Regions from separate parts of the Homo sapiens genome. Here region 1 is linked to region 2. The links are chromatin loops, found by intact Hi-C in ENCODE. Cell type or tissue: GM12878. All regions are shown on one strand. Links, peaks and the distances in the headings refer to the core of each region. The heading gives the core; the rest is flanking DNA.

What was found. Peaks named below come from ENCODE experiments on the same cell type or tissue, not always from the same donor. Only the 100,000 strongest peaks of a DNase experiment are listed, where the experiment ranks them.
Region 1: a loop joins it to region 2, with 1.9 times the contacts of the local background. A loop is called at or near these places in 2 of 110 quality-filtered maps.

The regions. Positions count from the first base shown.
Region 1 is chr7:114,760,374-114,776,185 of GRCh38, reverse strand. No RefSeq gene overlaps it. Among named protein-coding and RNA genes, the nearest start is that of MIR3666, 110 kb to the right of the region's middle. In GM12878, for the core only: no CTCF peak of the experiment used is centred there; no DNase peak of the experiment used is centred there.
Region 2 is chr7:114,825,492-114,841,303 of GRCh38, reverse strand. No RefSeq gene overlaps it. Among named protein-coding and RNA genes, the nearest start is that of MDFIC, 89 kb to the left of the region's middle. RefSeq lists an enhancer at 15,179-15,812. In GM12878, for the core only: no CTCF peak of the experiment used is centred there; DNase peaks (open chromatin) are centred at 7,893 and 8,183; H3K4me3 peaks cover 370 bases; H3K27ac peaks cover 2,025 bases.

The sequences.
Region 1 (15,812 bases), core at 5,215-13,214, 67 kb after region 2:
AGAAGACCTGGGCCTCCATACTCGCAACTGCTTTTTACCATGACTTGGTGCTACGTCATTTTAAAGTAATCTGATTTCACAGTGTTTTATAGTGTAAGAGTAACATCTATAGCATCTATTCCTGGCAGGTTAACTCTGGAGCCAACCAACCTAATTAATTACATCATAACTTGGCGCATTTTAAGGCATGGTTATACTCCTAACTCAATTTCCCAGCTATGTTTGAGAGTCCCCTGAGCCAAAATTGCAAGAAAACCAATGGGAACGAACCAGGGAATACAAGCACGTTTTCGAATTTAACCTAAGCCTGGCACATCCTCACCAATTGCTCAAATGGCAAGCTAAGGCAGCTAAGTGAAGAGAGCAGAGAGAAGGCCCACTTAGAAGTGAACACTAATGAAAAACACAAGCAGTATCAGATCCACTTTTTTCAGGAATAAAATTCCCAGAAGCCCTTTTGCCCGTCTACTACATCATTACCAGCAGGACAGAGGGCTATACTTCTGGGGACCAGAATATGAAAGGAAAAGGTCAATTAAGCTGCCTGCCTGGGGCCAGCACTCCTTTCAGCCTGGCTTTCACTATTTTTCATCTGAAGTAAGAAGCCAGAATATTCACCTGTGCCTTAAAGCCAGTAGGAAGCCCAAGCATCCTGCCTGGCACCACCCTGCTGGGCAGAGAAATGACTGGGTGAGGAACCAGTGAATTTTCCTCATCTATCAAAATGCTTTTTTTTCTATGACTTTTTTTTTTAAGTTCTAGCCTTAGTATCTCAGCATTGCTCAATTAACAAATCAGCCACCTTTTTTTTTTTTTTTTTTTTTTTTTTTGCATGGGGCGCAGCCATCTATGCTCTTAACCATCTCTTGAAATGCTCTTGCCTCTCCACTGTTTTTGCAAATCCATCCTTCCTCTGAGGTCCAGTTTAAGCTACCTTTCTGCTTCACCATCTTTAGCCTCTTGGCCTCTTAAAATGCAAACTGCCCAAGGCAGGGATTAATATCTCCAGGTCAATGACCAGGGGCAGTAAAGGCAGTAAATGGACTTTCTCTTTCTAGTGTTTCTTTAAGATTGAGGAAATCTGCTGCCAGAAACACCAGCTCTACCCTCACTCCCACCCACCACCTTCACGTCAACCTGGCCTTGTGCTTCTTTGATCCCAATTGCTTTGTGTGCCCAGTCCTCAATGAATCAAGGAAACAGAGAAGGCTCCAGGGACCAGACAACCTTCATGCCTCCCCTGAAAAGCATGACTGCAAGGAGGAGCGTGGATGCCGGAACCAAGGAGAGCTCTTTTATTTTATTTTATTTTTTTAAATGTTAGTGGGTACCTAGTAGGTGTATATATTTATGGAATACAAGAGATACTTTTATATAGGCATGCAACGCATAATAATCAGATCATGGAAGATGGCATATTCATCCCCTCAAGCACTTATCCTTTGTGTTACAAACAATCCAATTATATTATTTTAGGACTTTTAAGTGTACAACTAAATTACTATTGACTATAGTCACCTTGTTGTGCTGTCGAATACTAGACTTTATTCATTCATTCAATTTTTTGTGCCCATTAACCATCCCCACCTCCCTTCCCCAACCCCCACTACCCCTCCTAGCCTCTGGTAATCATCTTTCTATTCTCAATGAGAGTTCTTTCAGGAAGGAGGAGGGGGATGAGCGCAGAATCAACTAGGTCTCCTGTACTTCCCAAACAAGTGGTAGGCATGTCAGTGTTATGGAGCACATCTCTCTTTGTGCTACTTTGGCACCATGCTTTCCCCTGCCTGTCTCCATCCCCCAGCAGCTAGGGCTTTGCTACATCTACTGCACACCACTGTCATCAGCATTCATACCTAGTTGCTGAAATGAATGGCAAGTGACTGTTTTTCATTATACTTCTCAGGAGTGGCAACTGAGTCTTTCCAGAGTTAATTAACCTACACAAGCCCATAAAGGGCCAGCAATAGACTTAATATCAAGAATGCACCTCCTGACCCCTCTTCTTCTGATCTATGTTTCAATTATTAACCTGGGCTCCTGAAAAGGACACAGGCAGCTCTCATCACGCCAATTCTGTGTTAGTGAACAGGCGCTTAGTTTCATTTATGTAACCAAAACACGCCATGAAATTTTTTTCATTTTTCATAACACTCAGCTCAACTCAATTAATTGTTCTAGTTACAGTACTCCTAATTTTTATCCACCTGATTAACTGGAGAAAAATCCAAATACATTTCAAATTATAAATCTTTCATGATTTGGGAGATTTTATACAAATGTACATTTGACAGTGCTAATTTAAAGCAAATATCAAAGTTGATTAAACATTCTCAAGATAAGAGGGATAAACGATTGGATTATTTTATAGATTTAACTACCAATCATAAGCTGCTATGAGCAGAAATATTGTGATGTCCATTTTTAAAAATAATTATTTGGGAAATATACAAGAAGAACTATGGAAGTGGGTCAAGAATGTATGCACAAAACATTTGTACTCTTTACTGTGTAAACACTAATTTATTTATTGAAATCATACACTATTAAATATTTATTAAATAAATTAGCATTTTGCTGAGCTTCCCTCCAAAATCATTAACATGGTTTGTGGCTATTGATGTAGCCAGGGCTATGATTGTTTCCCCTGTCTCTTTTCCAATTGTTTCCTAACTATTTATTCACCAAGCATCATCCCCCAGAGTTTAATCTAACTGTGCAGTTATTCTCTAAAAAGCTAGTGAAGTAAAAGGTTTTTGAAAATCATGGAACTCTGATTGAACCACTGGGCTTATGTTAACCAATTCTCTTATTTTACCAATGCATCTGAAAAGAGCTTTCACGATTTACCCAACACCTTGAAACTAGCATCATCTTTTAAATAAAGAAAAGGAGTTATTTTTTAATGTGATGGACAGAGTTATTCATTAGAATTTCACTTCTTTGGGAAGAAATTTGGGGTCTAAGAGTAGGTTCATAAACCTAAAAAAGAAACCTATATGAGGGGTTGGGGGAGGGATAGCATTAGGAGAAAAGCCTAATGTAAATGACGAGCTGATGGGTGCAGCAAACCAACATGGCACAAGTATACCTATGTAACTAACAAACCTGCATGTTGTACACATGTACCCCAGAACTTAAAGTATAATAAAAAAAATTTAAAAAGAAAAAATTTTTAAAAAGACAATTTCAAGTTCAAGAAAAGAATGAATCCCCCAAAAACCCCAGAATAAAAACTGAAGAAAGAGAGATTTATTCTGTAAGTATTATCCATTCACCTTACAATTCTCAGAACCACTTGCAGGGCAAGCTAAATGCAAACAATAAATAAGCACGTAGACAGACAAACAGAAACAGCAAAAGTGAAAAAGTACACATTGCCAAGAAAACATTAAACTCATCCTCTCTGCTGGAAAATGAGCAGAACACATTCAACAGCTGAGAATATGCAGCCGCACAGTGCTCTCCCAGGTAATGTATAAATGACACACAGCATCCAGGCATGACAGCCTCTGAAAATCTCAATTGGTCTCTCTATTTCTTAGATTTAAAGTATAAAGTATACATTTTCTCTCTTATTTCTCTGCTTTGGTTAATACTAGATGAAAATTCTCTACTAATCTCAAACAATACATTAATAAGAACATTTTCCATATGTAATTTAATATTATTTTCATATTTGTCATATTCATGCCAAAAGAATCATTTTTATTCATACACACACACACATACACACAGACACACACACACACACACACACACACACACACACACATACACATGGCTTTCTCTGGTCCTACTGGCTAATGTATCCCAAACTTTTGGTATTTCATTACAGCAGGTCTTTGTGAGAAATGCTTTTATTCTGTAGAATTCAATGAACAAATTAAACTACTATGAAGAGAGGTATTCCACGTAGGAAATTTTTCATAAAATTCCTAAATTCCACATTTCTAAAAATGCGACCAAATATTTACACTGAAAGCATAGGTAACAGCTAAAATTGCCAATTTAAAATTTCTGTGATATATCGAGGCCTTAATCTAATTATAGAGGAATTATCTACACTTTTCTTTCTAAGATTTGTTGGCATATTTTTTTTCGAAATAAATATAACAACCAGGAGCTATTCTGCCCATTTTTATCTTCCACATTAAATGCTGAGTTGTCACCTAAGAGCATCATTATTTTGTTATGACTAGATTTTACAGTAGTCATTGTGTAATAAATGCTTTGAAATTGATCCCAACAACAGATAGAATATCTTTTCTTTTTTTTCTTTTTTAAAAACACTATAAAATAGATTTTTAACTATTAGAAAAAAATACTTTTCTCCAAACCTTCTCTTCTCATCTTGGGCATATACATGCATAACTTTTACATAGGTTTAATCAGGACCACATATATTCTTTTTTTTCCCACTTTTTTCACTTAGCATAAGTTCATAAATTTTGCTTCATATATTTATAATTTCCAGATGAATAAATTCTAGCAAAAAATTGGTATGAGCCAGATTGTCACCATGCCCTCATCATTATTGTCTTATTAGCTGCATAATATTCTAACACATTGATATACCACAATTGAATTAGACATTTGTGGTTAGTGGACATTTGCACTGATTTCCATTTTCTACCATAAATAACCCTGCAGTAAATATATATGTATATAGTCCTTCTCATCATCTTCGGATTATTTCTTTAGGATAAATTTCCAAGAATGGGAAATTACTGATTTTATTGCCAAAATGCTTTCCTTTTTAAATTGCTGTCAGGAATTTGTGAGTTTAGTTGTTTTCCTATACTCCATTAATGTTGAATATTGTTATTTTTAATTTTTGCTAACATATTTAAAATACCTCATTGTTCTTTCATGTTTTAATATTATTTTTTTCATTTAATAACTAAGGAGAGTGAACTTTTTAATGTCTTGGATAAATTATTATTCAGGATATTTTAATGGAGGAGCACTTACTATATGCCATGTGCTGAGGTGAGCACTACAGATATAATTATAAATAAAGTGGTCAGGCAAGGTGGCTCACACCTGTAATCCCAGCATTTTGGAAGGCCAAAGTGGGTGGATCACCTGAGGTCAGGAGTTCGAGACCAGCCTTGCCAGTATGGTGAAACCCTGTCTCTACTAAAAATACAAAAATTAGCTGGGTGTGGTGGTGCATGTTTGTAATCCCAGCTACACGGGAGGCCGAGGCAGAAGAATAGCTTGAACCCGGGAGGCGAAGGTTGCAGTGAGCCGATATCGCATCACTGCATTCAAGCCTGGGTGACAGAATGAGATCCATCTCAATAAATAAATATAAATAAATAAAGCATGATTTCGACCTAGAGGAGCTCGCAAAGTAGAGTATGTCAATGTCCTTTATTAATCTATAATTGAAATTTATTTCTTGCCCTTCTTAGCAATCAATTGACATTTGTAGAGTTCCTACTTTAGTAACATTAGTTTACATATACATGTTTTGAGAAATTTTTAAAATTCGAAAACATTCACATGTAAGTACAATGAATGCAGAGATGCTCACCACCAAAGGTCACATATTAACCTTACTTGTATAGATATATCAAGCCTTTTCATTTCAATAAAGAGACTAAATTTAGAGTCCTTTTTTTCTTCCCGTTTCCAATTCTCCCTTTTCCTAAACAACCACTATCATAAATTTTGTTTGTATATTTTCAATTAATTGTAAAATTAAACTTTAAATTTTAAAAATGATTTATGATTAATATATAGTAAAGTTTTCTGAGGATTTTAATTCACATATACAATATTATACTATTATATGTACACACACAAACACATAAATATAGTTTTGCAACTTCTCTTTGACACTTAGCATTGATTTTGAGACAGATCCTTGTTGCAATATAAACAATTACCTCATTTCTCTTAATTGCTGTATATATTCCATGATATAGATATATTTATTTATCTATGTCCCTATTAATGGACATATAAATTATTTCCTTTTTCCTTCAAAAAAAGGGCTGTAATAAATATCCTTATACATAATTTTTTGTGGATATGTATGAGTTTTCTCTAGTGGAAATATACCTTGAAATTGAATTGTTGGATTGTAAACTATGAGCATTTTCAGTTTCATTGGACACCATAAAGTGATTGCGCCAGTTTATTCTCCCATCAATAGTATATGAGAATTCCTGTTTTCTGGAATTTTCTGACCTCAGAGTTTTAAATTATCACCAACTGTATGCACGAGAAATGGCAATTGCTTATGTATTTATAACTTTGAGTATTAGTAATAAAGACTAACATCTCTCCACATTTTTCCTCTTAAGTTTCCCAGTCTGTAAATTGTCTAGTCACATAATTGGATCAGTTTTTCTATTACATTCTTTACATCGTGATGATGATGATGATGATGATGATGGTGATAGTGATGATAACTGATGATGGCAAGATAATGTACTTTTACTATGTAGAGCAAGTGTTCTTAGTGCTTCACACATATTAACCTAAATGAATCCTCAGAGCAGCCATATGAGACAGTTCCTAATTTTATAGATGAGGAAACTGAAAGCCAAAGAGACTAAATAACTGATTCAAAGTTAGGGAGCCAATAAATGAAGGAACCAGACTTTAATCCTAAACAGTCTGTGTCCAGACTGTTAAACTTGCTGTTAATAGTGCCAATCACACTGGGTGAAATAATTAGTCTCATAAAACAGGAGGATAGAACTAACCCCAACCTCATGTAATTTACATACACTGGTTCATCTTTCTCAGTATATTTCGTTTTACAAAATCAAAACTTATACAGGTGGAACAGATGTCAAAATAACTACAAATATAAAATATTTTAGACAATTTTTGATATTTTTGATCAATCCAATATCTTCTTTTTGTAGAAATCAAGATACACACAAGTGTATTGAAAATGTATTTTAAAAATCACTCTATATCCAAATGCCCAGATTGTTAAACTTTAGTGTATCTTTTAAAATAAATTAATAATTATTTAATTTTTAATGGTTGAGTATTTTTCTTCCTTTTCCACTATATCTAGAATTAAAAGCATTTGGAATAACAAATCATTTTTAGTATAAATTAAGGAAGGAATAATGAATGCACTTAAAATATATACAAATATAGAATTAGCATATGTAATTAAACCAAATTGGAATTTTTTAAAAACACACAGTTCAGCTCTTGCTGACACAAATAGAATAAATCATTGCACACCATTGTAGAGGGGAGAAGTTAGTAAAAAACAAAAAAGTAATAGGTTTTACCAAAATGGATATTACTCCAAACGTCCAATGATAGGCAGACTATAGTGTGATTTTTCATGGCTGGTAAAAATAAACAAAATTATTTGCAGATGAATTCTGTCAGCCAAGCAATCTGGACTAAAAGCTTAGCAAAAAAAAAAAAGAAAAGAAAAGAAAAAAAAGATTTTTACAGACTTGCTGTGTGGAAAGCAATTTTCCCTGCTGAGTATGCCCATCAAGATATAGATCTTAAAAATGTTGGTTTTTATAGTGAAGGTAGATGAAAAGGTAAATGTTGTGTGCTGCCTCTCAAGACGACATAACAGAACTGATATTTTTAGTGAGTCAAGTTAGTGTTTATCACCATTTTTCTCACTGAGCATATTTATTTGGATTTAGAAAGGCTCCCCAAGCCAGACTACTTTTAGGCAGCTCAGGCTCTTACCTAAACTCCCCAACCCACCACATCAGATACTTCTCTTCTACCAGCACAGTGCCTAAGCTTACAACATTAGTCAGAGTTTAGTCCTGATAACTCCTGTCAAGAGGCAAATCTTCTGTCTGGAAAGGGGTACAATACATGGGTCCATTGTCATCCATTAGTATCATTTATTGCTGGTATTTCCATCATCCATTAACAAAGCATTGAGAGAATAGTTGAAAGTTAAGCTTTCAAAAGGTAACAAAGAAAGCACAAGTCTAGAAAGGAGTTTCCCAAATTTTGTTTTTTCGAGAAATTTCTAAGCACTCTTAATGGGATACCATTAGGAAGTACAGAAGAGTCTAGCTAGCTCTTCATACAGTTACCAGACACATTGCCATTTTAAAAGCTCTGAGAAGTCTTCTAGGAAGAAACTTTTTTTCTTTTAATTTGTGGAATTTACCCTGAATGAAAACTGTAATAACAGAATGTGTATTGACAGTCAGGATGAAGCTCCAATGTGTCTCTCACAATAGGGTACAAGCTCTTTGATAGGGTGATTGACAAGGTATGAGATAGAAGAGTTTGATACCCACTGACAAGGGTAGATCAGAATGCATATGTAACTAATTATTTCTAATTAGAAAAATCCTCCAAAGTATAAGACACAGCTTTAAAAATATTAAAAATTAAATACACGTTGTTATAAGTAATCATGTTGAGTGTAGCTTTTCCTGATGAGGTGTAATCAGGATGTGATAGGGAAACACACAGAAGTTAGCCTCACAAGTCCCCCATTTGAGTTCCTGTTCTCCCACTCATTACCTATGTGATGTATGGAAAATTTGTCATTGTAAAGCTCTATATAAATGCAGACAATTATTGGAACCTAAGAATTGTGGGTACATTCATAAGATAGCTGAATCTTTCTATATTCCCCCAAATAAATGAAATGCTCAGAATATTTTAAGGATTTCTGGCGTTATTTTGTCTTTTTTTTTTCCAGATTAGGGCTAAAATTGAATAAACTGCTGTAAACACTTCTGTTTGTATCTTTCTGCGGACAAGTTTTTGTTAGGTACACCACCATATCTACTGAGTTTTCCATTTCACTAGATTTTCAAGTTTTTCCATCTGTAACAGGATGCTATCTATGTTCTGGTTCAGTCATCAAGTAGGATGTTCTTTCATTTCTTCAAAAACATCTAATGCTATTCTGATTTCTTTTTGGTTTGTTGAGAATTGACAGGTTACTCCTAAATATCATAAGAGTGTATGTTGATTGTGTGTATTTTGTTTCATTTTTGCCTTTTGATGATTGGGATAAAAGAGAGCTCTTTTTACAATCATGTGCCAACAGAAAAGACCTGCCCAAGAGTGTTCATTGTAGTATTTTTTTTATTACAGCTGAAAACTGGAAGAAGAGAACAAATATTCATCAATAAGAGAATGAATACATTATGCTATTATATATTCATAACTGGAGTGCCGTAAAACAATAAAAAGAAATAAACTACTGGTACATACAATATGGATCAAACTTATTGTGTTGAAGGAAAGAAACCAGACATGAGAGAGTACATCCTGAATAATTTCTATTTCTTTGAAATTTAAGACTGGCAAAAACTAATCAATGGTTATGGAATCGGAATAGTGGTTACTTATGGTAGTGAGAAAGTAGGGAAGGGGTATGACTGGGAATGCCATAGGGGAAAGTCACTAAAAGTGTTCTATATTTCATCAGGATGGTGCTTAACCAAATGTACGCATACAGAAAGGTGCATTGATTTTGTACACTTAAAATTAGTGCACTTGTTTACTTCACTGTATGTCATCCTTCAATTAAATGTTTTTCTTTACTATCAGAAATTTTACATCCTTCATATCTACTCTTTGCCAATATTACATCTAAATCCAAATTTATTTTTTCATGTTACATTTATTTCTTCAAACATAATTGATTACTTTCATGGGCTTTCCATGGTACTAGAAGCTGAGGGCTATAGTGAGGGGGGCATCCATGATTGCTGCCCTTAGACAGTCTTTAGCTCAGATGGAATGACAGCAATGGATGAAATAATTATAAAATCTCCAGTGTACAAAAGGGAGTGTGAAACCCAGGGCACTAGCCTAATCTGAGAGGTCAGAGAAGGAATTACCTTTTAACTGGGATATCAAGAATGAGCTGAATCTATCTAAAGGAGGAATGTTTGCTAGAGGGAATAGCATGTACAAAAATTCCTGAGGCAAAAAAGGTGTTCTCACCGTTCAGCAGAGGCTTCTGGGGCAGCGAGAGCCAGCGCGTGCGGCTGGAGAGGTAGCAGGGCCCACAGAGATATTAAGTCAGTCAGTTAGAATAATGCAGCTGTTCAGATACACATGACAATTTCAAATTAGAGATTATTTCAAATTTGCTTGGAGCTGCTGCAGTCTTATATCACTGTCAACACCCAATTGATTATTTTGTAGTGGTTGTCTGGTATTGAGAAAATCCAAATTAATATGGATAAACGGTTATGAATCATTTTTAATATCCTTCCTAGCAATCCCAGGAGACTTCATGATTCAATAGAGATGGCAGGAGACTCTTTTCTTCAAGTTGGAAAAGCAACAACAGCAAAAACCAAGCCAACTGACAGCACAGACTAACACAGTTTTATACTAGGGATTGCATTTTGTCAAATTCCAATTTATGAGAAAATTACATGAGTACCATATTTTTAACCACATTTTTAAACACATGTTTAAAATAATATTCTGATACAAATTTTGTAGAAACTCTGAGGCACTCAGTGGGAAAATCACCAGTGTTGTAGACCAAGGGATTTGGGGTTGGAGCCTCATCTTGTACCTCTCTATACAAATTTGAGCAAGTCTCAAACTTCCTTTTGATCATTTATGAAATGATGTCTGTTTTGCATTCCAACTGTGTTAGTCTCAGCTGCTTATGTAGAGCGACTCAGTTGGTCACCTGCCTTGCTCAAAGAACACCAAGTGTCTTTCAGGTGGCATCATGCCCAGCTCTATGCCCTGAATTTTGATTGGTAGAAATCTATCAAGGTAATCCCATCCTCTGACCAGGTGCTCACTTCCTCAGCCTCTCTTGCAGCTCAAGGTGTCCATGTGACACAGTTCTAGAAAATAAATTGCTCCTGGCTAAAACAGTGAAACCCAGTCTCTACTAAAAATACAAAAAATTAGCTGGTCGTGGTGGCAGGTGCCTGTAGTCCCAGCTACTCGGGAGGCTGAGGCAGGAGCATGGCCTGAGGAAACCAAGGCTCGGAGAATTTGCTGAGTTCACTTCGGGATCTAAGAAGTGACAGAGGCAGTAAGAAGCCTGGCCCCCTGGCCAGATAAACAATAAAGTGCAGGCCCTCTCCAATATGGCGGTGCACTGGAGAAAGAACACCCAGGCTTGATGGCAGGTGATGAATGAAGGGAAAGAACATTTCATAGAGAAGATAACACAATGGCCCAGGCCCTATAGGTGATCTATTGGCTTAAACTACTGCCACCACTTTACAAAGGTGAAAGGGCAGGGAGAAAGACAAGGGCAGAAAGCAAGAGGGAATGGTGCTTTCATTCCCTGATTACTTTACTTTTATTTTCATTTTGAGACAGGATCTCTCTCTCTGTCACCCAGCTGGAATGCAGTGGCACAATCATGGCTCACTGCTGCCTTGAACTCCCAGGCTCAAGCAACCCTCCCACCTCCACCTCCAGAGTAGCTGGAAAGCGCCACCCCTGTCAGCTAAACTTTTAGTGTTTTGTAGAGACAGGGTCTCCCTATGTTGCCCAAGCTGGTCTCAAACTCCTGGGCTCCAGTGGTCCTCCTGCCTCAGCTGCCCAAACTGACTGGACTACAGATATGAGTCACTGTGCCCAGCTCATTTCCTGATGAGTTTAAGTGGAGTCTTTCATTTTTTTTTTTCTATTTTACTTTAAGTTTGGGATACATGTGCAGAACAGGCAGGTTTGTTACATAAGTATACATGTGCCATGGTGGTTTGCTGCACCTATCAACCCATCATCTAGGTTTTAAGCCCCACATGCATTAGGTATTTGTCCTAATGCTCTCCCTCCCTTTGCCCCCCACCCCCCGACAGGTCCCAGTGCATGATGTTCCCCTCCCTATGTCCATGTGTTCTGATTGTTCAACTGCCACTCATGAGTGAGAACATGTGGTGTTTGGATTTCTGTTCCTGTGTTAGTTTGCTGAGAATAATGGCTTCCAGTGTCATCTATGTCCCTGCAAAGGACACGAACTCATTCTTTTTTTATGGCTGCATAGTAATCCATGGTGTATATGTGCCACATTTTCTTTATCCAGTCTATCACTAATGGGCATTTGAGTTGGTTCCACAGTCTTTGCTATCGTAAATAGTGCTGCAATAAACATAGGTGATCATGTGTCTTTATAGGAGAATGACTTATAATCCTTTGGGTATATACCCAGTAATGGGATTGCTGGGCCAAATGGTATTTCTGGTTCTAGATCCTTGAGGAATTGCCACACTGTCTTCCACGATGGTTGAACTAATTTACACTCCCAACAACAGTGTAAAAGCATTTCTATTTCTCCACAGTCTCACCAGCATCTGTTGTTTCCTGACTTTTTAATAATCACCATTCTAACTGGCATGAAATGATATCTCATTGTGGTTTTAATTTGCATTTCTCTAATGACCCGTAATGATGAGCTTTTTTGACATGTTTGTTGGCCACATAAATGTCTTCTTTTGAGAAGTGTCTGTTTATATACTTTGCCCACATTTTGATGGGGTTGTTTGTTTTTTTTTCTTGTAAATTTGTTTAAGTTCCTTGTAGATTCTGGATACTAGCCCTTTGTCAGGTAGGTATATTGCAAAATTTTTCTCCCATTCTGTAGGTTGCCTGTTCACTCTGAAGATAGTTTATTTTGCTGTGCAGAAGCTCTTTTGTTTAATTAGATTCCATTTGTCAATTTTGGCTTTTATTGCAGTTGCTTTTGGTGTTTTCATCATGAAGTCTTTGCCTACGTCCTGAATGGTATTGCCTAGGTTTTCTTCTAGGGTTTTTATGGTTTTGGGTTTTACATTTAAGTCTTTAAACCATCTCGAGTTAATTTTTGTAAAAGGTGTAAGGAAGGGGTCCAGTTTCTGTTTTCTGCATATGGCTAGCCAGTTTTCACAGCACCACTTATTAAATAGGGAATCCTTTTCCCGTTACTTATTTTTGTCAGGTGTGTTGAAGATCAGGTGGTTGTAGATGTGTGGTGTTATTTCTGAGGTCTCTGTTTGGTTACATTGGTCTACATATCTGTTTTGGTACCTGGTAGCATTCTGTTTGAAAACTGGCACAAGACAAGGATGCCCTATCTCATCACTCCTATTCAACATATTACTGGAAGTTCTGGCAAGAAAAAAAAATAAAGTGTATTCAAACAGGAAGAGAGGAAGTCAAATTGTCTCCGTTTGCAGATGACGTGATTGTATATTTAGACAACCCCATCATCTCAGCCCAAAAACTCCTTAAGCTGATAAGCAACTTCAACTAAGTTTCAGGATACAAAATCAATGTGCAAAAATCACAAGCATTCCTATACACCAATAATAGACAAGCAGAGAGCCAAATCATCAGTGAAATCCAATTCACAATTGCTGCAAAGAGAATCAAATACCTAGGAATACAACTTAAAAGGAACATGAAGGGCCTTTTCAAGGAGAGCTACAAACCACTGCTCAAGGAAATAAGGGAGGACACAAACAAATGGAAAAAAAATCCATGCTCGTGGATAGGACGAATCATTATTGTGAAAATGGCCATACCGCCCAAAGCAATTTACAGATTCAATGCTATTCCCATCAAGCTACCATTGACTTTCTTCACAGAATTAGAAAAAAAGTACTTTAAATTTCGTATGGAACCACAAAAGAGCCTGCATAGCCAATCACATCAACTTTCAGGTGGCCCAAGGAGGAGGAGATGGACCCACACACCCTAGCTAGCCAATTCTCTCCTCTTCAGTCTAGCTACAGCTTTTAAAATTCAATTGATCTAACCCAAAGGTCTTCCTGGTCTTGAAATGTGCATAACATACTGACAAGTCTCATTCACTTTCGTTCTGGTGTTCTCCACCCTTTTCGTGGTACCATTTTTTTAGCTGAATTCTTCTACTCATTCTTCTGTGAACCAAACTCAGAGAGACACAGGTGGATCCTGGAAACCTGTTTATCTAAGTTTTTACATATTTATATACTGTCTGGATCTCTAAAAAATACAATATGGGATGCTGAAATATACACATTACGACCAAACTGTCTCCTCTTCTTTTCCGTCTCTCTTCCTCTCCTTTGGTGATGACATCATTAAGAAGGGAAAATAAGAGTATAGACTAGACAAGATAAAACCAGGAATTAGGTTTTCATACAAAAGGGTAAAGTGCACATGATCAGATTCTGTATACTTGTGAAGTCATTAAGAACATGGATTCTGGAGTCAGACTGCCTGGATATTAACCTCACTTCTACAATTTATCTTGGCAAAGTTATTTAATTTCTTTGTGATTTGATATCTTTGTATGGTCATAATATTACTTACCCTATGTGGTTGGCTGTGGCTTAAAATAGTCAAAACGTGTAAAAACAATTACAAAAGTGCCTGGCATACAATTTCTCTAAAAGTGTTAGCTCTTACTAGAAGAAATCATAATGATTCTTGTTACTATACTGTATAGAGACTGAAGGATATGACACTTACTTTGGGTCTGCCTGATTTTTAGTAAGCCCAGTATCAGCTTTTCAGATCCATTATAAAAACAGAGAAGTTAAAATCATTCAATATATATTATCTAATAGCTAGGACTATTCTTTTATTACAAAATGCTCTTAAAAGTTTCCAAAATCATAGAAGAAATGTATAGAAAAATTCAAATTCTAACACATTAACTCATTTCCTATGAGATTTTGCTTTTTGAAAGTATTAGCAAGATCTTCAGAGGTATTTTCACTTTTTAAAAATTTGATTGTTTTTCAAAGTACTACCAAATAAATTTTTATCACTGTATTTCTTTACGCATGATTAAGAAGTGAGAGTGACTGGCCTTATATCTAGATTCATCTTAAAATAATGTTTTATGGAGTATCAGATAGCCAAATTACTACAACTACCTGCTACAACACACCAAAAAAAAAAAAAAAAAACAGTTTATGAATAAATTCCTACAGGTCTACTTTAACTGCAGTCCTGCCACTTTAACGTTATTAACGTTACAACTTGGGTAGTTAAATGGACATGGTGGAGAGTTTCTTTTCAACCAATAGTAAAAAATAGTAATAAATCCTTAGCACTACATTTTCTGAAAAGACTTGGCTTATGTGCATGAGGTCCATTGACTAGAGTCACAGTTGCAGTTGCTGAACTGGATAATTAGCTCAAAGCTTGGACTAAGGTATTTTTAAAAATAATCTTTTGCTATGTGAAATTATCTGATAAAATAATATTCAGATCCATTTTCCTCTTATTGCACCAGTAACCAAACATAGGCAAATGTCTTCATTCATTTATTTATTCAACAAGTTTTTTAAATGTATTATGAGACAGGCATTGTACTAAGCCTAAGGGACAGAAAGGTGAATTAAAGAGACAGGGTAATTTCTCTTAAAGAACTTACCTCCATCCCATGGGGAGGCAGAAAGGAAACAGACAGTTTCCATATAACCGAGTGTGATATGGCCCAGTGGGGCAGTACAGTGTGTACTGTGGAGCTCTGGGTAGTGACACTTAACCACATGTTGAGGAGGAAGGGACAATTGAAGCTGAGGTCTGAGGAGCTTATGGAAATTAGTCAGAGGAAGATGGGGAGGGAGTAGATGGGGAGGACAGTATTCCAGCCAAATGAAGTATAATGTACTGGCAGTGCAGTAAGAACCATATACAAAAGTTTACAGGCAACTTACAGCCTAGAGTTTCTTCCTGCGTTTACAAGAATGAGAAAATACCTGCTTAGACATCAGACCCAGTTTGATGCATAAAAGAACCACTCCCTTTTAAAACAATTTCCCTCAAAGAAGTGAATTCGATAATAAGCAGCACAGAGAAAAAGAGGTGTTTGATACCGACTGAACAGAGTAACAATAAGCATTTCATTAGCAACTCTTGGG
Region 2 (15,812 bases), core at 3,045-11,044:
TTCTCTTCTTACATATGTGTGAAATTTTAAAAGGTATTTTAAAGTAGCAGTTAAGTTTGCAAATGTGCTGTTAAATAAATACTCAAAATATTATGTTGTGTATGGGTAATGTGGCAAGATGAGATTTTCTTTCTTCTCCCATTTTCTTTCTTTGACCTTACTACATGTGATTAAATCAGTAAAGAGACAGACTTATGTGTGAACTCAGAGGTTGTGCTCTGAGATTTGGTCAATTTTAGCAAGAAAACTCTCTAAATGTTTCAGAATTGTTTCCTTTTAATAATTGGTAAGACTTAAACCTTCTCCTGCAAAGAATAAGTACAATCTACTGCAACACTTCCAATACGGAGCTGAGAGAATGATGCAAGACCTTGCTATATGCCTTTCTGGATACTTAGGACGTAAAGCTAAGGGCAGACAACATGAAAAGACCAAGTAAAATGTCTCCTAGAAGGCTAGGAGAAGGTATATTGGAAAGAAAATGGGCTTCAGGAGGCCTATACAGAGTTTGTAGCTTCATAGGGCAAATAGCGAGCTATTTTGTAATATTCACTGGGCTGTGCGTTCATGTCAAGATTACTTCCTTTTTTGTTGAACTGTACCTACACATCTTTCTAGGTAATATGCACATAATTAAGGCTTGACAACCATAACAAGTCATCATTTCAAAAGCTAAAATTAATTTTTTATCAGTAATTGTTCCGAATTTAGAAAGGAGAAAGCAGTCATTTCCTAACCATAAGAGTTGTGTATTTTGCCTAATGACAGGGCTACATTTTATAAGTGTTGTCTGGTAAGTATAATTTATTAAATGTATCAAATAATTGTTTGAAAAATAACAATAATTGCCTCTTCTTGCAAATGATGCTCACAGTAATGTCAAGCTCTTCCAAAATTGAATGATTTACTTCTGCTTTTCATTGAATAAAACAACTAGCAGATTATCCTTAGACTGCTATTTCATGTACTGTATTTATTTTACAAAAGCAAAATTGTGAAGGGAACAATTTACCAGAATCAAATGCTGCTCTCTTCATCTTTACTTTCCTTGTTGGCTGTGGCATGCACAATGTAATGGTTATATTGTCAAGATTCCACTAGATTGCAATTCATTTTCCCCCTGTTACCCAAGAGCCTAAAAGCAAATTCCCAACAATATATTAAGAGGCATAGAACAATTCTTGAAAAAAGAATTAGATTAGATATGAAGCAATACAGGAAAAGTTGGAAATTGGGAATTATACTTATCAAGTTGCATGTGAAGAAATGTCATTTGTGAGCTCTCCAAGGAACCTGTTGTGGCTGTTTGATACACTGTGCCTAGGATTTGTCAGGTTGCACCATAGTTCTTGGATTAAAAGAAACAAGCATTCATTTATCTTGTAAAACTGCTCCTAAGATGGACCAATTTGTCTGCCAATGTTTATCCTTCTTTCAATCTACGAAGTGGATTTTTCCTGAATAAAAGCTAATGCTGAGCTATTTTTATTCTCTTTTTGTGTGTTCAACTGAGTTTTCTTGCCTCATGAATATGCCTCAATCTTTTTCCTGAGCTTTTCCATACTTATTGTTGAATATTTAGTGAGCCATAATTAAATTTGTATTATCTGGAAAAACAGCATCCAGATAATTCAGATATGAAAATCTACTCAAACCCATTGACCTCATTCTCTACCTTTCCCTTGATCCTGTTCCTAGAATATGCTGAATAGTAGGACAGTTGGTTTCATATTCTCATTGTTTTAAGTCTATCTGCTTTGTAATAAAGCTTCTAACAAGCAGTGAAATTACCTAAGAGGCAAAAAACAGAAGAGAGAAGGAAGAAATGCCAGAAATGTCTGAAAAAATGAACCTTTAAAAAACTCGAAAGTTTCCTCTAAAGTTTTTTCAATTTGGGTTTTGTTTTTACCAGGCAGAGGGGCTCATTCTCTGCTTGTTTCTTTTAAAAAAATCATCTAAGATTTTTTTGAAGGGAAACATTCAAGTATCTTTCTACTATAAAGATTTTGTCATTCTATGTAATTTAAACACGTTTCATTTATGATCATGTAACCTAAAAAAATACTAATACTGAAAGCAAAATATTCCCTTAAAAACTTCTTTTTATGTTTGACTTTCCTCTTGTTTTAACCTTTTTTTTTTTGTCATCATGCCCTACTCTTCAAAGAAAAGAGGTAGGACAATCAATTAGTAATCTGAAAATGATAATGATACTATGCCATTTACTTGGAAACTAAAACATTTCCAAATACTTTCCACTCTAATAATGGAATAAGACAATTACAGTTTTAGGAGTTCTATAACTCTCATTGCTCTAGTGGTTTTCCAAATATTTTCATTATGTGATAGAAAATGGCTTTCTGCTCAGTACACCAGATAAATCTGGCCATGAACTTACTTGCAGGGTAAGTGAAAGGTGTTGGTCTGTGCTTTTATTGCTCTATTTATAGAATAATGGCTAAACCTAACATTACCTTATAACCCATGAATAAATTATATAGTCTTATATTTTTTAAAATCGGATTTCTTGATAGTGTGAGAAATGAAACTATGCTATAGCCCTAACCATAGACAACTATCTCCTCTCTGTAAAATCTGAGTAACAACCTTACAACAGAAAGATCTGAGCTCGGGGTTCCCAGTTCTGAACTCTTAAAACTGGGTGCAACTTTGTCCACCCTTGTTCTGCTATTGTTCAAGGAGGTAAAAGGTGGATATGAGAAATCTTCTCTACTCAAAAAATTGTCCTCCTCATAGTCTACTAATTATAAATAGGTGTAAGTTGAGCTCTTTGTTATCCTTAGAGTTAAAAAAAATGCAAAGTAATAATATTGTAAAAGTTTGGAAAAGGAAGACAAATTCAGAGAAGAATTAATTGGATTGAATTGCATTGCTTCTTTTTTTTTTTTTTTTTTTTTTTTTTTTGAGACAGAGTCTCACTCTGTCGCCCAGGCTGGAGTGCAGTGGCGCGATCTTGGCTCACTGCAAGCTCCGCCTTCCAGAGTCACGCCATTCTCCTGCCTCAGCCTCCGGAGTAGCTGGGACTAGAAGAGCCCACCGCCACACCCGGCTCATTTTTTTTGTATTTTTAGTAGAGACGGGGTTTCACCGTGTTAGCCAGGATGGTCTGGATCTGCTGACCTCATGATCCGCCCGCCTCGGCCTCCCAAAGTGCTGGGATTATAGGCGTGAGCCACCGCGCCCGGACTGAGTTGCATTGCTTCTAATTGATACAAGCCCAATAAAGAAGGGAGGAAAAGAGAAGAAACAGAATAAATTCAAAATTTTGCTCAACCGCTTATAATTTCTGTGATCCAAACAAATTACTTTTTCTGTATAGTGAGCATAATCCTACCTTGCAGAGTTGTTCCAATAATTAAACAATATCACATACGCAAAATACTTAGCAGGCTGTAGGCATACTTTTAAGTGGCCATTTTTTTTTTATGGAGTACACTGGTGGGAAGGGGCTAGAGTCTTGGCCACTCACTTACTAGAATAGTACAAGGTAGTGATCTTCCAACTGGGGTATGCAAAACCCTGGGAATACAGAAGGCTCCTCCAAAGAGTCAGAGGTATGAATCCTCCTAAGAGAATCAATGTCCAGATCCATTATTTCTCGATGTAATCTATTCTAAACTTGACCTGTTTAAGAACATTTCTGTGTGTGGTGAAGGCTGCACACTAGCAACATTTCCTTTCCTACTAACTTTTAAAAAATTAACTCCTCCAAGTTATCAAAAAAAAAAAAAAAAGAAAGGCATTCCTTTTACCTATCACAAATTTGCTATGTTGCATTTCTCTATTGCAATAATGATCTAGGCTGTCAAGCAAGGGACAAGTTGAAAAATTGTTATGCATAGAGTCCCTTTAATCAAGGTAGCATAACACTCCATCCATTCTACTAAAAAGGTACATTTCCAATACAAATCTACTTGTTAGAGTTAGTGATAATTTATCAAACTCTGTAATTTTTTTATTTTATCAATTGACTATTACTAATAATATAATAACAACTCAATCAAAAGGAATGTTTAACCCTCAGAGCTTTATAGTTGAAATAAATTATTTAAAGTTCAATTTTAATTTATATTCACATTTTTGATACAGAAAGTATGAGAGGATGATCAATAAAAGACTTTCAAGCATGAAAAATGTTATATTATGATAATATTCTAGGGTAGTAGTATAATAAATGTACAATTTTGAGCAAAAAAAAGAAGGGATTGTTCATGAGTTTTTTTAAATTAATGGTTCTGGGTAACATATCACCATGGCATTTAGATTCCCTTGGAAACATTTAAAAGCATAATCTAACAGTTACATTTTTAAATTATAATATTTATAATATGTAGAAAATTACATCCTTCTCAGCCACTTAAACTTATTATTAAAAATGTATAAGATGGTATACAGTAAAAACACAATTTTCTGGTCCATGTATGCAATACAAGTTAGTCTACAGACCCCTTAGGCAGAGGTTAAGAGCATGGAACTTTTCAAATCAGAAAGAACAGGCTTTGAAATCAGTCTCCACCTCTTGATTTTTAATGACCCACGTTCAACTTAACCTCTCTGTGCCTCAGTTTCCTTATCTTTAAAATGGAGATAAACACGAAAGAATTAAACGAGATAATGCATCTAAAGTATTTAGCCTTGTGCCTGGCTTTTGGCAGCTATCATCATCACCATCTTTACTGCATGTGGGGAAGACAAGGCAAGAGAGGCCTCAGTGTGAAAAGAGGATCCAAGAGTTACACTGCAGACTTGAAGTAACATTTCTTCAAAGAAAATATATACAAATGGCCAACAAGTACATGAAAACATGTACATTATTAGCCATTAGGGAAATGTGAACCAAAGCACAATGAGATACTCTTTCAAACCCACTAGAAAAGCTGGAATCAGGAGGGAGAGAGGGAGGGAGAGAGAAAGGAAGGAAAGAGAGAGGGAGGGAGAAAGAGAAAATAAAAAAGAAGGGAAGACAAATGTTATGTTAGCAAAAATGTGGAGAAATTGGAACCCCTCATACACTGCTTGTATGAATGTAAAATGGAGCAGTGGCTATAGAAAACAGTTTAGTGATTCCTTAAGAAGTTAATTACAGAATTTCCATTTGACCCAGCAATTCCACTGTTAAGTATATATCCAAAAGAATTAAAAACAGGTATTCAAACAAATATTTGCACACAAATGTTCACAGCAGCACTATTCACAATAGCCAAAAGTTGGAAACAACCCAAATTTCCATCAACAGATGAATGGGTATGGTTAAACAAATTGTAGCTTAACCACACAATGAAAGAGTATTCAGCCATTAGAAGGAATGAAGTTCTGAAATATACTACGATGTGTATGAAACTTGAAAACATGCTAAGTGAAGAAGCCAGACACAGAAGTTCACATATTATATGATTCCATTCATATGAAATATTCAGAATAGGCAAACCCATTAGAATTGCCAGGGACTGGGAGGACAGGGAACAACTGCTTAATAAGCAGAGAGTCTCCTGTGGAGTTGATGAAAATGTTTTAGAACTAGATAGAGGTTAAGTTTGCACAACATTGTGAATATACTAAACACTATACAGATTTGAAACCTTGCATTTCACATGTTGTATGTTTTATGGCAACAATTCTTCAATAATGATAACAAAGATGGTCACTTACCCTCAGTGTTTCCTTCTTGTCTCCAGGTTTTATTAATGCCTTGAGAAGCACTGGCTATCAATAATATCTAAGAAAGTTTAACAGTCAAAGCATAGCTGCTGTTCACAGCTGTAAAGCCGCACTGTAGGGAGGTTGCTTTCTCTGAAAGATGATGTATTTCTGAAACCATAGTTACAGGCAACCCTCCAGATTGCAAAAAGATTACCTGCAGCAACACCATTTTGAGGACTTTAAAGGGGTCATCCTACTTTTTAAGGAGTAGATGGAATCCTCTGCTTCATAACAAGCTCTTACATCACAAGAAGAGCTGAGGAAAAGAGAAGGAAGAGAGACTGATGGGGACACAGCATTCTTGTCCAGGGGGCAGGGCTTGGGGTTTTAGGAAAGTTAGACTGGGAAAGGGGACTTGCATAATCATTGAACAGTGCAAATTGCCCAAACGTGGCCAAACTACTTACCTGGTTGCAGTCTGTGGTGAGAGTTGGAGTCTCTATGAGATTCTTGCATGTAGATTCCTGCTTCAACATTTTCTCTCTGGGTAACTTGAGGCAGATTGCCTAATCTATGCAAGGTTCCGTTTTCCTCACCTGTAAAATGAGGATAATAAAATCTACTTCCAAGAGCTTTTTTGTGAGGGTAAAAAGATACAAGGTAGTTTTCCCACAAACTTGTCTGAGAATGACAATCACCTAGCATGCTTTCTAAATAATAAGTTTTTGGGCCCCATACCAGACATGGATCTGGATCATAGGGTACAGGGAGAGGGCTGGGAATCATATTTTGAATGCCTTCCTGGAATGATACTTAGCGATCTAGCTAGAATGGGAAATAATAAAGCTCTTGGTACATAAGTAGTCAAAAGTGTTATTTATTATGAATATTTTAGATTATTATTTTGGTGGTTATGGTAAACATTTAAACGAGGTGTCCAAGAAATCAAAATAATTAATAAAAAAAACTAAAAACCCATTTGAGTGTTCTTTTCCTCATATTATACAAATAACTGACTTGACCAATTTTTCTCCATTCAACATACTAAAATTGAGAAGGAAAAAATAATAACAATTTAAGCTTCTGAAAAAGATTATAACACTGTCAGCAATTAGGACAGCCATTTGAGGACAGTTTCTTTTTGGCAATAGGAGAGGAGGTAGAAATTCTAACAGATAAAAAATCTCCGCCAGTTCCCTATTGAGATTTCTCATGAGTCAATGACAATTTTAGTATTTTCAAAGAATAACAACTCTTTGATCTGAGGGTATGCTCTTTATTTTATCAGTTTGAAAGAGAGTCTGATGTCCCAACTAGATCCAGTTAATCCCCCCACTACATTGACTTTTAAAATTTGATTGTGGGCCACAGTAAGGAATATATTTTACATTGTATTTCAGCTATATATGTATCTGGAATAATACCATTATGTATCCTTATAATGTGCTATGCATTTGGATATTCTCTATTTTTTTCTTTTCTTTTTTTTATTTTTAGAAATTCTGGTTGCAATCCACTAATTTCTTTCACAACTACTAATTTGTCCCAAACCACTAATGGGTTGCAGCCTAAAATTTGAGAAGCACTGACCTAACATATGCATCTGAAGTTATTATTTTCACCTTCTCACAAATTGTGAATCATAAAATGACTGGTTTGGATTAAAAATAAGCCAGAGAGCCCAGGCAATGTGGCTCACACCTATAATCCTAACATTTTGGGAGGTTGAGGCAGGAGGATGGCTTGAGCCCAAGAGTTCAAGACCAGCCTGAGCAACATAGTGAAACCTCATCTATACTAAAAATAAAAATTAGCTGGGTATGGTGGTGCATGCCTGTGGCCCCAGCTACTCAGGATACTGAGGCAGAAGGATTACTTGAGCCAGGAAAGTCAAAGCTGCAATGAGCTGTGCTCCTGCCACTGCAGTCCAGAGTGACATCCTGTCAAAAGAAAAAGAAAGAGAGAAAGAAAGAAAGAAGGAAAGAAAGAAAGAAAGAAAGAAAGAAAGAAAGAAAGAAAGAAAGAAAGAAAGAAAAGTTTCATAATCCCAGTTTGCAAATCACCAAAGAAAAGAGATGAATCAGTAAGTTGGACTATAACAGAACTTAGTGTTCTCATCTGGGTATTTCTGACTTACATAGGCAAAACCTGAAACTCCATGTAGGAAGCTATGTTATGACTAACTTACAACTTTGGAGTTTACTGTTAATTACAAATAAAACAACTGCAAAAACTCGTCTGTGTATGTAGGCCTTCTTGAAAGTGAATTTGAATATCTGAAACAGCTTATGAAATTATGATCTGAGCAACGTGTCCTTTGAGGGGAAACGGCAAATGTGTGGAAAGGCTGTGCCTTTATTATTACATTGATAAAGAGTTGGCTCCTTTGTTTTATTATTTTCTCTCATGCACTTTTTTCCTTTCCTTTCATAAACTCTTTGTCCTAGGATTTGGCACTATAAATTTCCAACATTATGTGATAAGTAGTTATGCTATCATTTGCCCTACGTGCTTTCTGCATTGAAACAGGTTTACCACATGTGCTTCTTCAGGTCTTACACTGGGTTTAGATATAAGTCAGATTCTTAATCTGGAAATGAAAGAGGGGAAAACCTACAAGCATTAAAGAAGAGTCATGAACATGGGCTAATAACTACATCTGAAAAAGTAGAAATAATCTCTTTTCTTTATTCAAATGTGAAATATATGGCACATAAGATAATAAACTCTCTTTATTCACACCTATGTTTACCAAAACTTGACATTTAGCCATATTTGCTTCAGATATTTTTAAAAAACATTACAGCTGCACGTGAATCCTTCTATGTGCCTCAATTCAATCCTATTTCCCTTTGTTTTTGCAATTATGTGAACATTGTAATTTTATTCAAGGATGAATCCATGAAGTCTACAATATTGCATGTTTTAAAGCTTTATTAATGGTACCTTACTACATGCATCATTCTACAATATATTTTCATGTTTGCTGAACATTTTTCAATATTTTATCAACAACTTCATATATGTAGCTCTAACTTACAAATTTAACCATTATATATTATTTCACATATGAATCGCCACAATATATTGTAAACCGAAAATAAAATTCTAAGCCCTCCCCTCTCCTTCAACCATCTGAATGGACCCCTCCTCTCTTCCAAGGGCATTCCAGAGTTAACCTGATAAAATAATTCAGGCTATGATGGAAGAGGGATCAGACGAGCCTCATTATAACCTCCAGCATTAATATCAACACAGACCTTAAATTTGATAAGGAACATGTACAATGTATTTTCTCTAAAGCCTTCTACTTGTAGGCTTCATCTGCATGATAAAACCTTGGTCTCCACAACTCTTTATTATAACCCAGACATTCCTATCTTGATGATAACTCTTTCAACAAATTACCAATCAAAACCATTTTAAATCTACCTATGACCTGGAAGCCCCTCCCAATTCTAGTTGTCCCACCCTTCCAGGTTGAACCAATGTACATTGTACATGTATTGATTAATATATTATATCTCCCTAAAATGTACAAAAGCAAGCTGTACCCTAACCACCTTGGGCAGATGTCATCAGGACCTCCTGAGGCTAGGTCTCGGGTGCATCCTTAACTTTGGCGAAATAAACTTTCTAAATCGATTAAGACCTGTCTCAGATACTTTGGGGTTCACATATTAATGCTGTTAAACATACTTAGGTTATTGCCACATTTTCACTATTAAAATAAATGTAATGACAACAATCTAGCACAAGATACAGAAATGTAGGATCAGAGGATATGTGTGTCTTCACATTTACTAGCTATTGCCAAATTACTCTCCAAAATGGTTTGAGAATTTTTATTTCTCCTTATCTTTGTTGATGAAAAGAGTTGAACTATGTAAAATATTTGAAGGGATTTATTCTGAGTCAAATGTGAGGACTATGACCTGTAACACAGCACCCAGGATATCCTGGGAACATGTGCCCAAGGTGATCAGGCTACAGGCAGGTTTTATACATTTAAGAGAGTCATAAGACATCAAATAAAATATGTGGGGCATGCATTGGTTCAGAAAGGTGGAACAACTCAAAAGGATAGGGAGTTTATAGGTCATAGGTTCATACATGGATTCAAAGATTTTCTAATTGGCAGTTATTTGAAAGTTATTATCTAAAGGCCTGGAATCAATAGAAATGAGTGTCTGGGTCAAGATAAGGGATTGTGCAGACCAGGGTTCTTATTATGTACATGAAGCCTTATCAGTGGCAGCCATTAGAGACAACAGATGGCAAATATTTCCTATTCTTCCTCTAAAAGGGGCTAGACTCCCAGTTAATCTCTTCAGAATTGGGAGGGCCTAGAAGCGGGAGAGATCTAGTTATGTTAGCAGAGATTCTTTACAGAACCAATTTTTCCCAACAAGAACAGTTTTGCAGGACATTTTAAAAGAAGACAAAAAACGTATTTGGGGGTGAAATATTTTGATTACCTTCTTTATCTGTCACGTGATATTACATCAGAGTCAGGTTGGAAAGTAAGCCATGTTATATAGGGTTAAATAAAACTTATCTGATGAAATTTTATGGTTTGTACAAAGTGACTCCCCAGCCCCTTCGACAGGAATTTGGACCAGAAGAAAAAGGTCAGAGTTCAGTCCTCATCTTGAACAACATTCAATATTGTCAGATTTTCTATTGTTTTCTACCTGTTGGGTATGAAATTATATTTCACAGTTGTTTTAAATTTGTGTTTCTGTAATAACCTTTAGAATGGTTAACTTCTGTTTGTTTTTCATTCAGTTGTCTTTTGTTTTATATTATGTAAATATTTTAAATATTGTGGATATTCATTTTTTCAGATACACACAACACAAACACACACACACACACACACACACACACACACATCTCCCAGTTTTATCTTCAAATATCTTTTTTCCAGTTTTGAATTTTAACTTTGCTTTTCATGTCTTTTGTTATATAGAAATTTTACTTATCAATGAATAGATTTTATCAATAATTTTCTATATGGTTTATGATTTTGTGTCCCTGTTACAAGAAATGTGTTTCTTACTCCAATTTCAATAATATAGTTTATTTTCTCTTGAGAATTTCACAGTAAATTTTTCAATAGAGGAAACTTACTTTGTGGTACAAGGTAGGAAATCTCTTTTTTTCCAACGTGAATCTGATCATATTTTATTGAATAACTCATTTACCAACAATTATATATAATGTCACTTCCTTCATACGTGATATATATTCTAGGTCTATTTCTGATCTGTCTATAGACACTGGTCTGTTTTAATATCGATGAGCCAATACTACCCTCTTTTAATTATTGTAGAGGTATAATATCATGATACCTCAAAAGGTAATTGCCCTTTTTGTTTTCTTCAAAATTACTTTGTACTTTTTTTCTTCCATGTGAATTTTAGGATCAGATTTTCAAGTTCCATTAAAAATGCTAATTGGATTTTATTACAAATGACAGATTAATTTGAGGAATATGGCAATACAGTGATATTCTTGTGAGCATGATTTTTATAATTTTATATTTTATTTTGATGTTTTTGATGATGTTTTCTCAACTACTCAAGTTAGTTACATTATAAATTATTGGGGAGTTTTTTTAAGCTCCCCAACATATGTGAATCTTTTTAAATTTTTAATATCTTTCACTCTGATTTTCTAATTTAAGAACATAAGTCTGTCTATTATCAATCCTTTGAAATATGTTGACATCTTCTTTATGAAAAACGTATTTATTTGTTTAGTACAGATTTCTAATTATATATATTAGTTAAAGTTTGTAATTTTGTTAGCTATATCTTCTACGTTCTGCATATAGAAAGGGAGTAGAGAGTTCCTGTGTACTTACTGCCCCCACACATGCAGCCTCCCCCATTATTAACTTTCCACAGAAAAGTGGTACATTTGTTACAGTCTATTAACCTACATTGACCCATCATTATCACCTAAAATTCACAGTTTACATTAGGATTTACTCTTAGTGTTATACATTCTATGGTTTTGACATATGCTTATTTTACATTTGACATAAGCTTTTATGATTATGTGTATGTTAATTTTAACTTTGTGATTTTAATAGTTTTTATTTACAACTTTTGTAACACTATGTAGTTAAAAGCATAGAGGTTTATGAGTATTATATTTTTGATGGATGGATTCTTTATTATGATGTAGTGTCCCTACAAATGCTTTTTGTCTTAAATTCCATTTTGTCAAATATTAACATTGTTATATTTGCTTCCTTTTAGTTTGTATTTGACTAATATATCTTTTTTCTTCCCTCTCCCTTTTCTCTCACTTTGTTCTAAACAAGTCTCTATAGTCTCTATATTTAATATGATATTCTCTGTATTATATTACATAAGTTCAATACATTTATGTATAGTATGATACCATATATTTGGCACTTTTTTAACAATTTATTTTGTGTTTTCTAGCAATCATTATTTTTCTTTGCTTTTGCTTTTCTTCTTTTCTGTTGTATTGATAGAGTTTTTCACTTTTTCCCTGTACAGATTTAGAAGAAATGTATCACATTCAGGCAGATATCTATAAAATTTAAACAAAAATGTTTAAGTACTAAAACATGCTTAACTCTGAATTTTCCTAAAACTTCTTAATGTTCTTCAGAATTTCAGTCCTCTTCCTGAACATAACAAGAAATTTAGCTTGCATTAACAGTGCAATAAACACTTTCTGTTTGTTTTTGCAGTGTACATTTGTATTTATTTTTATCATTTTTAATGCAAAAATTGGTGATTATTTTAATAGCCACAAGTTAATTAAATTTTGTTACCTATTTTTGCAATGTTTATACTTTTGTAATAGACTTTATTTTTTAGAGCAATTTTATGTGCATAGTAAAGTTGAGCAGAAAGTATAGAGTTCATGTGTACGTTCTGCCCCCACACATGCAGCCTCCCCCATTATCAACTTTCCACAGCAAAATGGTATATTTGTTACAATCTATGAACCTAAATTGACACATCATTATCACCCAAAATTCACAGTTTACATTAGGATTTACCCTTGGTGTTATACATGCTATAGTTTTGACAAATGTATGACATTATCGTATCATACAGAACAGTTTCACTGCTCCAAAAATTCTCAGTGCTCTATTTATCCTTTCCTTCCTCTAAACCCTGAAAACAACTAATCCTTTTTAGTGCCTCCATAGTTTTGCCTTTAGTGGAATGTCATATAACTGGAACTATACTGTATGTAACTGTTCCGATTGGCTTCAATCCCTTCGTAATATGCATTGAAGTTTCCTTCTTTTTTTTTCCATGGTTTGGTAACTCTTTTCTTTTTAGTGCTGAATAATACCCTATTTTCTGGATGTAACACTTTATTTATTCATTCACCTTTGGGAGGACATCTTGATTGCTTGTGAGTTTTGGCAATTATGATAAGGCTTCTTGAAACATCTGTGTCCAAGTTCCCATACAGACATAAGTTTTCAATTTATTTGGGTAAATTCCAAAGAAGTATGATTGCTGGATCCTAGGGTAAGAGTATGTTTAGTTTCATAACAAACTATCAAAATGTACTACAAATTGGCTGTACCATTTTGCATTCCCACCAGCAATGAAGGGGAGCTCCTGTTGCTCCATATTCTAGCATGAGTGTTCACAGCATTTCGGATTTTGGCCATTCTAATATGTGTGCTTAATTTGCATTTCCCTAGTGACATATGACATGGAGCATCTTTTCATATACTTATTTGTCATCTATATTTCTGTTTGGTGAGGTTTCTTTTCAGACCTTTTGCTCATCTTTTATTGGTTTGTTCATTTTCTTAATGTTGAACTTTAAGAATTCTTTTCACATTTTGCATAACAGTCCTTTATTAGATATGTCTTTTACTAAGATTTTCTCTTAGTTTGTGGCTTGCCTTCTCATTCCCTTGACAGAGTCTTTTTCCAAGGAGAAGTTTCTCATTGTAATGATGTCCAACTTGTCAATTATTTCTTTTATGGACCATGCCTTTAGTGTTGTATCTAGAAAGTTATCACAAAGCTCAAGGTCACCTGGATTTTCTCCTGTGTTATTTCTAGGACTGTTACAGTTTTGCATTTTACGTCAGATCTACGATCCACTTCATTGTTGTTTTTTGTATGTAATGTTTTTCCTATGAGTATATTTTTAGCAGCTGATTTGGAGAATGTGTGTGGACGTAAAGTATTTACAGACACAAAATAATTTTATTTATCCCTCAGTTTTAAATAATAGTTGAGTTGGGTATAAAATTCTAATTAACAACTATCTTGAAAATACTATTTTGCTATTTCTGGTCCTATTTTTGCCATTGTTGCTGTCAGTTTAACTGTTATATTTTGTAAATCATCTGTTTTTTTTTATCATCTTAAAGTTTTTCTCTTTATTTTTGGCATTATGTTGTTTAACCACAACATATCTAGGTATAGATGTGTTTTGTTTTTTCCTGTTTCTTCTTCTGATTAACATGTGAAGTGAAATTTTGATCTCAGGTTTCAGTTTTTTTCATATCTGAAATTTTTTTATCTATTTAGCTTCAAATATGATGTAACTGTTGGTCTTTTCATTCTTTTCCTCTGAATTGCCTATCAAACCTTTTTTTTCTATTCTCCATGGCTCTGAAGTGAGATTTCATGTTATTTTTCTCTCTGTCTTGTTTGGTCATGAATTTATTATTAATGCATTTCAATTTATCAATTCCCCCTTGATTGTATCCAGCCTACAGTTTACCTTATTCATTTACTTTTTATTTCAATAGTTGTATTTTTTATTTCCAAGATTTATTTTTCTCATAAGTATCTGTTTCTGTTTCATTTCTATTTGTTTCCCTTTCTTAACTTCTACTACTGTTTATATAGTATTAAACCTTCTTTTGTTTCTTTGGCCACTGCCTATATAATCAACTTAAAAAGACTTTGAGATTTTTCATTATATTCTCTTTATATGAAGTGAATTTGTGCTTCAATTTTTTTTTTTTTTTTTTTTTTTGATGGAGTTTCACTCTTGTTGCCCAGGCTGGAGTGCAATGACACGATCTCGGCTCACTGCAACCTCCACCTCCCAGGTTCAAGCAATTCTCCTGTTTCAGTCTCCCCAGTAGCTGGGATTACAGGCGCCTGCCACCACCCCCAGCTAGTTTTTTGTATTTTTAGTAGAGATAGGGTTTCACCATGTTGGCCAGGCTGGTCTTGAACTCCTGACCTCAGGTGATCCGCCCACCTCGGCCTCCCAAAGTGCTGGGATTACAGGTGTGAACCACTACACCCAGCTGTGTTTGTTTTATTCTTTTTTAGTGTAGCTTTCTTTGTCTGTTTTGTAATTTTATTTTGGTTGATTTGAATGGAAAAAAATTGGTTGGATTTAGTTTGATTTTCTCTCTCTCTCTCTCTCTCTTTCTCCTTCTCTTTCTCTTTCTCTCTCCATCTTTCTTCACCCTATCCAGAGTAGGAATTTTGTAATTTCTCCTAGTCTTTCTTCACCTCATCCTCAGTTCACAATTGGGTTTACAGTGGAAATTTGTGACTATTTCCTTGTTAAGAAGCAGTAACTATAACAGATCCAGCCACCAAGCTATGAAACAACTGAGTTCATTTTCTAGACATGAGCATATAGGAATGTTTCACCCCATGGCCCCTCCTCTTTCAACCCTGTATGTGTGACATTCCGTAAGGTGAAGCCCCAGGAAGATAATGGCAACAGTTTTCTTGAGCTCCTTTCAAATGCAGAAGAGCCTCACCTCAGCCAACAGAAAGCCTGGCTTAAGACCTCATCTCATATGGACTGCCAATCCATGTACTTCCAGGCTGCCACTGCCCACTTCTAACTCAGCAGGCCTGTGGTGTCAGCTTTATTCACTGCTTGTGCTTCTAATCTCTTTCCAAACCTTGAAGAACTTTATTTCATTTTTAGTCTAGTTATATATGTTAGGCTTTTGATGTGGTTTGGCTCTGTGTCTCCACCCAAATCTCATCTTGAATTGTAATCCCCACATGTCAAGGGAAGGACGTGGTGGGAGGTGATTGGATCATGGGGGTGGTTTTCACCATGCTGTTCTTGTGATAGTGAGGGAGTTCTCACGAGATCTGATGGTTTAAAAGTGACAGTTTCCCCTGCGCTCTCTCTCTCCTGCC